2 separate regions of the Homo sapiens genome follow, and region 1 is linked to region 2. Evidence: read pairs that join two places in POLR2A ChIA-PET (ENCODE). Cell type or tissue: OCI-LY7. All regions are shown on one strand.

Region 1 (5,000 bases), 360 kb after region 2:
CCTCTGCCTGAAAATGAGATAAAAGTCAAGATGTTGAAAACGAAATTTTAAAGGGTAAGTATAGTATCAGTTAGAAAACTTGCACAATCAGCCAGCTGACCAACAAGTACTTAATGAGGGCCTCCTAGGAACACAGCATGATGTCAATAAAACTCACATTGGGCCAGTAAAGAGTTAAGGGGCCTACAAGGAGCCAAAAGGGGCTTTTCTGCTAAGACAGCAGCAGCAGTATTTGATTGTAGTTGAAATATTCCACATGGAGTATTAGAATCTGGTCCTTTAATCAGTGCTAGTTGGCTGCACCACTGGAATATAGGTTCTTTGAGGGCAAAAAACCTTTGTATTCGTCACCATTGTATCTCCAGCCTGGTAAATAGTACCTGCATAATAAGTATTTGTTGAATAAATTAAAAAATAAATGTAAGACTGAAAGGGAGGGACAGGGAAGGAAGGGAGGAGGAAAGGAAGGAAAAGGGAGGGGAAGAGAGGGGAGGGCAGGGGAAGGGAAGGGAAATTCTTTCTATAGTAATTCTCCTGGAAACTACGCCTGGCCACATCCACATAACCCTGAGAAAGATGGAAGCAGAGAGTAAGAACTGGCGGGGGAGGTGTAAATATCAGAGTGAGTGCCAAAGGCATCACCCTTCCTTTGCGACTCAGTAACATTTTGTCCACAACTCCCTTGCACTTACCTCTGTGTACCATATTAGTTGTTTATGGGGTGGTTTACCTGGGCATTCCTGTTGAGATAGGGGGCCTGACAGACACATACCTAGAGACCATTCACGTTTTTTTGTTTGGTTGTTTGGTTTTTTGTTTGAGACGGGGTCTCACTCTGTCACCCAGGCTGGAATGCAGTGGCGCAATCCCGGCTCACCGCAACCTCTACCTCACGGGTCCAAGCAATTCTCAGTTTCAGTCTCCCAAGTAGCTAGGATACAAGCACCCGCCACCACGCCCAGCTAATTGTTCTTGTATTTTTAGTAGAGATGGGGTTTCATCATGTTGGCCAGGCTGGTCTCCAACTTCTGACCTCAAGTGATCCACCCACCTCAGCCTTCCAAAGTTCTGGGATTACAGGCATGAGCCTCCGCACCCAGCCTCATGCAAGTTTATAACTGAGTGTCAGCAGCAGGAAAACTGCATGCAACAGAAACCATGTGTTCTTCTTACATTTTGATAAGGTGGGCACCCTGTATATCTAGTGATATTGATCCCGGAGCATCTTAAAAGCATCACCCAGTCCCTTGTATCCCATACTGAATCATTTCACTCATCTCTGTAGTCCCTTAGAACATAATAAGAGCTCAATATATACTTTTTCGATGAGTAGAAACTTCCTTTTAGACCAGACTGAGAGTGGTCACCGCCAGTATGATCAAGAGAGTCAAGACCAGAAGGAAGACAAAATTAGCCAGAACCACTGGCTGAAAAACTAGAGTCCCCAACCAAAATGAGAGGCTTCAGGTATAAAGGTACATGTTTACTATAATATACATATATTTAGCAGAGAATTTGTTATAAAAATTATGATGTGAAATTAGAAGAAGGTGAAACTTAAATAAGCAAATGTTCAAAATGTGCACCTTTGACCTGCCCTCACAGGAACCCTGCACACACCCACACGCTCCGATCTTATCCTTCCAACCTGAACAGGAGGGATCCATCTTTAGGCTGGAATATGATCACTATATGGTGCAGTTTTTGCTCCAAACACAACACCCATATACAAAAAACTAAAGTCAGAGTCAGAATCTTTGAGATTCATTCTGCTGCAGGTTCATATTGGAATGTCTGTGACTACAGTTAATAAACTATACATTTTCTGTATCAAATAATCCATATTCAGTAAGCACAATATATGGCTAAACATAAGAAACCTCTGACAATCAAGATTTAAAGTAGGTTTGGAGGAAGCAAACTTTGAATTATTAAAACTCAGCTCTAAAAGGCAAGGCAAAGTCCAGCCAAGATCCTTTTCATGGCTGAAGGCAACTATATCTCCATTCTGTGGGCTGAGGGCAAAAATGTCTCCCTGCCAAGGTCAAGAGTTGAAGGTGAATTTCAATAAATCACCTGGGTCTTTTATGCCTGAAACAAGCCTTTGCTAAAGATGTAGGCATTTTAATAAAAAAATAAAGGGCCAAATAACCCAAGCCATTTTGCTTAGTGAAGAAGCTACGTTAAGATACCACAGAAGGAAGTGTAGGCAAATGATGAAAGTATGAGACCTAAAACAAGTACCCGGACCAGAGCCTTCTCACCTAAATTAAGAAGTCTTCAGTTATGTGTAACAAAAATAATGAAAACAAGCTAAATTTCTAATAATAGAAAAATGTCTCAATTATCTCACCAATGAAAATATGAAGCTGCTATAAATTTGCAATAACACAGAAACATGACTATAAGTTACATGAAAGAAAAATCAGGATACAATAATATTTGCGCAGTATTGTCTCAACTGTCCTACTTGAACTTAACTATAAAAAAAGCCAAAGACCATATAAAAAATACTAACATTGGAGGCCAGGGGGCATGGTGGCTCATGCCCATAATCCCAGCACTTTGGGAGGCTGAGGCAGGTTGATCACTTGAGGCCAGGAGTTCGAGACCAGCCTGGCCAACATGGTGAAACTCCACCTCTACTAAATACACACACAAAAAAATAATAGCTGGGGGTAGTGGCACGTGCCTGTAATCCCAGCTACTCAGGAGGCTGAGGCAGAAGAATCTCTTGAACCTGGGAGGTGGAGGCTGCAGTGAGCCAAGATTGCAACCACTGCATTCCAGTCTGGGTGACGGAGAAAGACTTCACCTTAAAAAAAAAAAAAAAAAAAAAAAAAAAAAAAAAAAGCTAACATTGGGTTGCAATGTTACATGTTTTAAATTTTCCTTTGATTTTTATATTTTTCTATATTTTTCACATTTTTTTACAATTGGTAGGGAGAAAAGAAGCTTTAAACCCTCCGTCTCTCAGTTGTTTACTTCCTTTGAATCACAATGTCCTTCCCTAGATGCAATAGGAATAATGGGACTAGTCTTGCTCTCAAATTTTTTTAAATGTTTTGATGTAGCTAGGTAATTATACATAATTTAACATAAAATCAGTCTTTGAGTGATACCAGACAAGGCAAAATGGGAGATCCTGTTCACTCATTCCATTAATACCTAAAGAGAGGTTACTCAATGGAGTTGAAAGGCAATATGATTTTTGAATTCACACTTTTTGAACAAAAGGGACATTCCAGTTGCATATCTCATTTAAATGACAGAAACCGCATGCATACTTATGTACACACCTCTCTAACATAGTCCCAATACCCATACAAACACAAAACAGGCCCTAACTGCCAATTTCACTTTTATAAAACATATTCTGAAAATTATAGGTTTGAAGTGCTAAAAATTTGAAGAACATACTTCAGCAAGTCAGAAAATGGTGGAAATTTTCCCCCTTTTTAATGTAAAGAGGCAGATCATCAACAGTCATTTGCTGAAAAGAAACTTGCTCATTTTTAAACAAGACAGAAATTAAAACTGATGTTGCTCCTGTGTGTGTTTGAGTAATGACACAACCAGGCATTAGTTTAAATCAGCTATTGCTGCTGCAATCAATTTTCTCCTAAATTTATCAAGCATTGTGATGCCTGATTTACTGACGTTTTTGATGTCTTCCCAATTTAAAAAAATTTCCTCAGCCTCAAAACTTATTGTTTTTTTCTGTAAAGCCACAAAAGTGTTCTAATTTTTCTAAAACTAGCCAGAGGAAATAAGGAATAAATAAAAAACCTGAAACCATATAAACAAAGTTGCATTAAGAAATAGAATTCAGGAAAATACCATGACAACAGTCATCACAGTCAAATCTAATGGAACAATTAGACAATTCTGATTATTAAGTTTCTGCCCTTCCATTGGCTAGATAAAATTTTGAAGAATTCCCATGAGCTTCAAGTCATAAGAAAGAAGTTTGGGGCTGGGTGCAGTGACTCACACCTGTAATCCCAACACTTTGAGAAGCTAAGGTGGGAGGGTCACTTGAGACCAGGAGTTTGAGACCAGCCTGAACAATATAAAGAGACCCTCTCTCTAGAAAAAAAAATGTTAAAAATTATCTGGGCGCATTGGTGTGCACCTGTAGTCCCAGCTACTAGGGAGGTTGAGATGGGAGGAGCATATGAGCCTTGGAGTGTGAGGCTGCAGTGAGCTATGAACATCCCACCAAACTCCAGCCTGGGTGACAGAGACCCTGTCTCAAAAAAAGGGAATGGAAGGGAAGGGAGAAGGATGGAAGGAGGCAGGGAGGGAGGGAAGGAGAGAGGAAGGGAGAAGTTCGAACTGCCTTCCCTCCATGGTAGAAGTGAATATACTCATTCATTGCCCTGGCTGCATGGGATAAAGTGGACAGGAGAACTTCTAGGGGCATTACCTAGCCAGGGCCACTATGTGTGATAGTAAAACAGACCAAAACAGACAGTGATCTCACAGTTTTGATGGTTACATGGAAAAATACACACGTTTACTGACTCATAACAAATAATTACTGAGTACCCATTATATGTCAGACTGAACTAGGCAATAAGGACCAAAAGACAAATCAGGCAAGTCTGGTCCCTGCTTCATGGAATCTGCAATCAAACTCACCAAACTCAGAAAAAAAATATATATATATATATATATTCATATTTATATTATATATTACAGTAATACGTATAATTCATCCAGTGCTTACTATGTGCCAGGCAAAAGTGTTTTATGTTATTATCCTCATAATCAAAATAATAGCTACTACTAAGAGCTAGGAACAGTCATTGTGTTAAATATTGCAACTCTATAATGAGAGTGTTTTCTTCTTTATGCTTTATCAGCACTTTGTGATGGGAAGAGTTGCTTAGAGAGGTAGAGGGAATTGTTCAAAGGTCACAGATAATAATGGCAGAATGCAGATTTGAATACAGATATACCTAATTCTAGAACCCATGCTCTTAGCTACCAAGCCC
Region 2 (5,000 bases):
AAATTAGTGTCAAAAATTTTGACAAGAATTTTTTGAGCACCTAGCATGTGTCGGACACTCTTGACACTGGGGATATAGCGATGAACAAAATAATTAAAAATTCCTGCCTTCAAGGAGCTTATTCTGTTGGGGGAAGAGAGATGATAGACAAAATAAATTACTATAAACAAAATAAACAACTGTGAGAAATAAATGAAAGGAAAAAGCAATAAGAACTCTATTTGTATTTATGTAAAGCCAAAATAGATTTAAAAATCAGGCTTATTTACAAAAACAGGGCACAAATATTTTTTCTTAGAAAAGGTTTCATACTGGGATAAAGGTTTTCTTCTGACTCTTACAGAGTAATAGATGCTTGTAAAGTAGTGACTCTCAATGTTGGCTTTAAATTTAATCACATATGCATTTAAAAAAATATGCTTGCCCCTTCCCTACACCCTTGAGCAATTAAGTCAGTATCTTTGGAGGTGGGAGTTAGTAGTTTTAACATCTTCCCAGGTGAGATTCTAATAGAAGCCAGGACTAAGAATCACACCTGTAAAAGATTAAATAATAAAAACTTTGAGGAAAGGTGAGAATATTTGTTATGATCTAATGTGTAGGCTGAAGGAGAAGGCTTGCCCATCAGTGAGAACCAGCTGTGGCATACTGAGATGCCCAGAATCCCTCACATGTGCCACAGAACATGATGTTTTATCTTTGTCCAGTGCATACCAAGTCTGGCCCCTTGACCGAAGGAGTCTTCTTTCCTGAGTCACAGTTCTCTCCTCCATTACCACTCATACCCTGTTTCAGTACTTGTGAGTCCATGAAATGTCTTAAGTCATGAAATCTCTTTAGTGTATGATGGCAACACCCGCCAGCCAAAAGTCTTATTACAATGACTACTGCCATCAGATTGAACACCTTTAAAAACAAAGAATCACAGATCACATTAGAGTTACCTCTGACCATAGGCTGTGTAAGCAATGAGTACCTGGGTTTAAAGATAAAAAGAAAACCAGGGAACTCATACTGTGAAATGCTTGATACCCATTAAAACAATTATATAGGTATACCTTTGTTAAAATGAAACATAGCCATTAAATATTATGAAACGAATCAAGACAGTTGTCAAATAGCACTTGTTCAGTCCATGATCTATGCATGGATACTGGAAAAAGCCTAAAAGAATGAATCCCAAAATATTACAAGAAGGTGAGATTTCAGATGACTTTAAGTCAATTTGTCTTTTTCCAGTTTTCTGTAATGAGCATTTTATTCTTAAAAATATATAAAAATAAAGAACCCCAGAGTGTGTTTGTGTATGCCATACATGAGAAAATGGGAAGAGAAATAGCTAAAGTGTGATTAAATAATTAATCAAAGTCAGCCCAGGTCTACACAACTTTGTGGCCCTGCTTTCAAATTGTCTTCCCTGGGCCTTAATTTTTTGATCTGTAAAAAGGCAGAAGTGAAATCTGCCATAGTTGTCCCATAAGGTTACAGGACATAAAAAATAGCATGATCATTATGTGCTTTAAGGAAGAGTTAAGCAGCATTATATAAAAATGTAGTGCTAAATATTCATGCCTCTCAGATAAAATCATTCAAGCAATATTTACTGAATTCGTACCATGCTTATATAGTTACAAACTTGACTTAAATTTATTTCTTCCTCACAGCACCTCACAGTAGCAAGTAGACTATAACAACCGGCATAAAAACAATGACAGCATTGGTCTGAGACTCTAGAGCAAAGCCACAGAAGCAGAAGAGAAATCATGATGCCCTCGAGCTAACCCTCTCCCAGAGTCCTCTTTGCCTGAGCTCCCATCAGTGGTTGTAGACAAACTTTCCAGGTCTGTTTGTGAGGATAATGTTAGCCAGCTGTAATCTCTTCAGGGGTGAAAGATCTGATGCTATCAGCTAGAGGTGGCCCTGGAATAGATCTGCACACGATATGAAAACATAAGGCTTTAGCAATTGATAGCAAAATAATTCAGTGCCATTTCAGCGTCAATTGCTGCTCAATTTGTCCCCGGAAGAGCATTCAATATTCTTGAAACATTAACTCAGGACCTCTCATTTTTTGCTGCTGTTCCTATCAATATTATGCCCATTGTGAATATTTCCAAAGTAGTAGACTCAAAGTCTTATGGGATTTAGCCTTAGAAAAAAAGGGTTTCAAGTTACAATTCTGTCATATACAGGCCTGTGTCCTTGAGGAAGGCATCTGGGCCCTGGAATCCCAGTACTATCAACGTAAAAATGGAGACATCTGTAATCCCAGCACTTTGGGAGGCCGAGGCGGGCAGATCACGAGGTCAGGAGATCAAGACCATCCTGGCTAACACGGTGAAACCCCATCTCTACTGAAAATACAAAAAATTTAGCCGGGCGTGGTAGCGGGCGCCTGTACTCCCAGCTACTCGGGAGGCTGAGGCAGGAGAATGGCATGAACCCGGGAGGCAGAGCTTGCAGTGAGCCGAGATTGCCCCACTGCACTCCAGCCTGGGCGACAGAGTGAGACTCCGTCTCAAAGAAAAAAATGGAGACATCTGCTTCATAGAATTGTGGTGAGGATTAAATGAGACACTGAGCATAAAGAGCACCGTAATACATCAGATAAAAATTTCCTACTATTCCTCTAATGATGTTCGTTATTTAAAATTGTTTTCAAAATGTTATGCTGGCAATAAAAGAACATAACTTAAGAAGGAACGCTAGGAAACCGTATGCCATGTGAACTTAATCTGTTACCTAAGATGAGCCATATCACAATCTTTAGCCCTGAATACATGGCCTTTCTACTTACATAATAAATTGACTATCGCATAGCTGATAAAAAGGCTCACAGATATTGCCTTCAATTTGGAATAGCTGAACTAGGACAAAACTGTCATTTAAAAAATCAAAAACCACTGAATCATAGCAAATATAAACAGGGGATACAGATGAAAAAGAAAAGTTTATTGTGTTTGAAGATGATAAGGGAAGAAAAAATGGATTTATCTTACATAAAAATAAGACTAGAGAGAATAGAACCTTTAGTAAATATAGCAAGCATTTTACTTTAATTCTGGATAATATTTTTAAAAAGAAAAGGGGCCATAATACATATTTAAGCTCTTTGAAGGTCATAGTCTTGTTTCATTTGGCTTTACTCATTTATTCCTTCTTGTATTTATTTGTAGATTTAGAATTTTTTTTTTTTTTTGGAGGGCAGGTGTTTCATGCATGTGAGGACACAGCAGTGGCCCTAACAGACACTGCTCCTGTCCTCATGATGTTTACAGAATCCTCGCTGCACGGTACAGTCATTAGTCTGTAATGTCGTATAATTATTTAAATGTTGAATGAAGGAAAAAAATAGACAAAAATGAAAATAAGAAGAGAAAGAAAAGAAAAAATCAGAACAGGGAGTTAGAAGGAGAATGGAATTATCCATAATTTTATTTTCGCTTTTTGATGGAAATGAAATACTCTTTTCATATCACACTGTTTGTTTGAGCTACGGGCTTCAGGAAATAATTAGGTTGGTGCAAAAGTAATTGTGGTTTTGGTCATCACTTTCAATGGCAAAAACTGCAATTAGATTTGCACCAACCTAATGCTATCTTTGAAATATAAGTTAAAGGTTTAATCACCACTTGCAATGCTTGTACTGCTTCTTATACATTGCCAAGATCATCTTTGGGAGCTGTCGCTAAAATAAAGCATAAGAAGAGAAGCAAGAATTTTCTTTGAGCTTCTGTGACAGTGCTCAGAGTAATATTGTCATAAAGGCCAAGTGAAAACAACCACGATCTACCAGGGAACTAAAAGTAAACTCCTGCTTTGGTAGACACCAACAATTTCTATAAAGTACAAGCATGGCAGTAAAGTACAGCCTTCTTTCTAGCCTTGTTTCTAGTAGAAAATACAGTGGGATACATGATCTTTAATGATTACATCTTTGGCCTTGAAGAAATAAAATCAAACTTATTTCAAGGCAAAGGCAGGAGAATTAAAATATCTAGGTTGAAAATTAAAGAGTGACAATAGCGGTCATTGATACGCTCTTGCTGTGCACTAGGGATACTGTCAAGCCCTTTCCACACGCCGCTTCCTTTTATCTTCATAGTGATAGTTTGAAATAACTATTAAATCACCTTTTTACGTATGAGAAAACTGAGGTTTAAAGAAGCTAAGTAACTCATTAAAGGTTACTTAAACATGTGTCTGAGTAGGAATTCAAATGCTGGTTCCCCTCTTTTCAGTGACCCTAACTTATCCAGAACATTTTTCAGGGCAGAATTCAAAACTGTTTTACCTTTATAGGTATACATTTAAACTTAATTGTTAATTTTATTTTCAAGATCTCTTTGGGGGAAAAAGTAGCTCACTGAATATTCTAGAAAAAATGTCATGTGTTTCATTGCTTCTAATGAGTTGCTGCAGTTCAGAAGTTTCATTACATTCTGACAATTAAGTTGCTAATAAAGTGAGGAACCACTAATGGACTTATCCATCTCACAAACTCAAGATCCAGCTAGCAACCTAGAACACAATTTCATCACTGGAACAAAAATAATTCTCATTTTGCAATACACATAGTGATTCGATTTAATCTAGGTAAACTGCAGATTGCTCCTGCACTTGACATGATGTTCTGACTGGGAACATACACACACACATGCTCACACACATACAATATTAGTAACAATATGTTGTGCTGATGCAGACTGTATTATCAGAACCAATGATAAGATGATAAGATATTGTTATGCTGGGACAATGCAATGGCTATGGACCCAATATCAAAAATTTATGGTAATTGAAACCACAGAATCTTAGGAAATGCAGTCGATTTCATAGAGTATCAAAGGGTCACTCTATTCAATTTATATTTGAGGCTGAGCACAATATTGAAAAAACACGTGAAAGCAAATGATGTTATCAGTTGTCCAGGATTCAACAACTGACTTACTATCTAAGGTAATTTACTGATTACCAAATATGTGCATAACCTGTGTTGA

Evidence for each region. ChIA-PET counts read pairs that join two places held together with the same protein. Peaks named below come from ENCODE experiments on the same cell type or tissue, not always from the same donor. Only the 100,000 strongest peaks of a DNase experiment are listed, where the experiment ranks them.
Region 1: POLR2A ChIA-PET joins it to region 2 with 10 read pairs; 2 of 35 experiments call an interaction of 5 or more read pairs at or near these places.

The regions. Positions count from the first base shown.
Region 1 is chr4:24,204,023-24,209,022 of GRCh38, forward strand. LOC124900679 (a long non-coding RNA gene) reads left to right here and starts at 3,949. Exons shown (of 2, transcript XR_007058075.1): 1 at 3,949-4,025. It also overlaps a transcript of PPARGC1A not described here. In OCI-LY7, no CTCF peak of the experiment used is centred here; no DNase peak of the experiment used is centred here.
Region 2 is chr4:23,846,624-23,851,623 of GRCh38, forward strand. All of the region lies in intron 2 of PPARGC1A (PPARG coactivator 1 alpha), which reads right to left. Among named protein-coding and RNA genes, the nearest start is that of PPARGC1A, 41 kb to the right of the region's middle. In OCI-LY7, no CTCF peak of the experiment used is centred here; no DNase peak of the experiment used is centred here.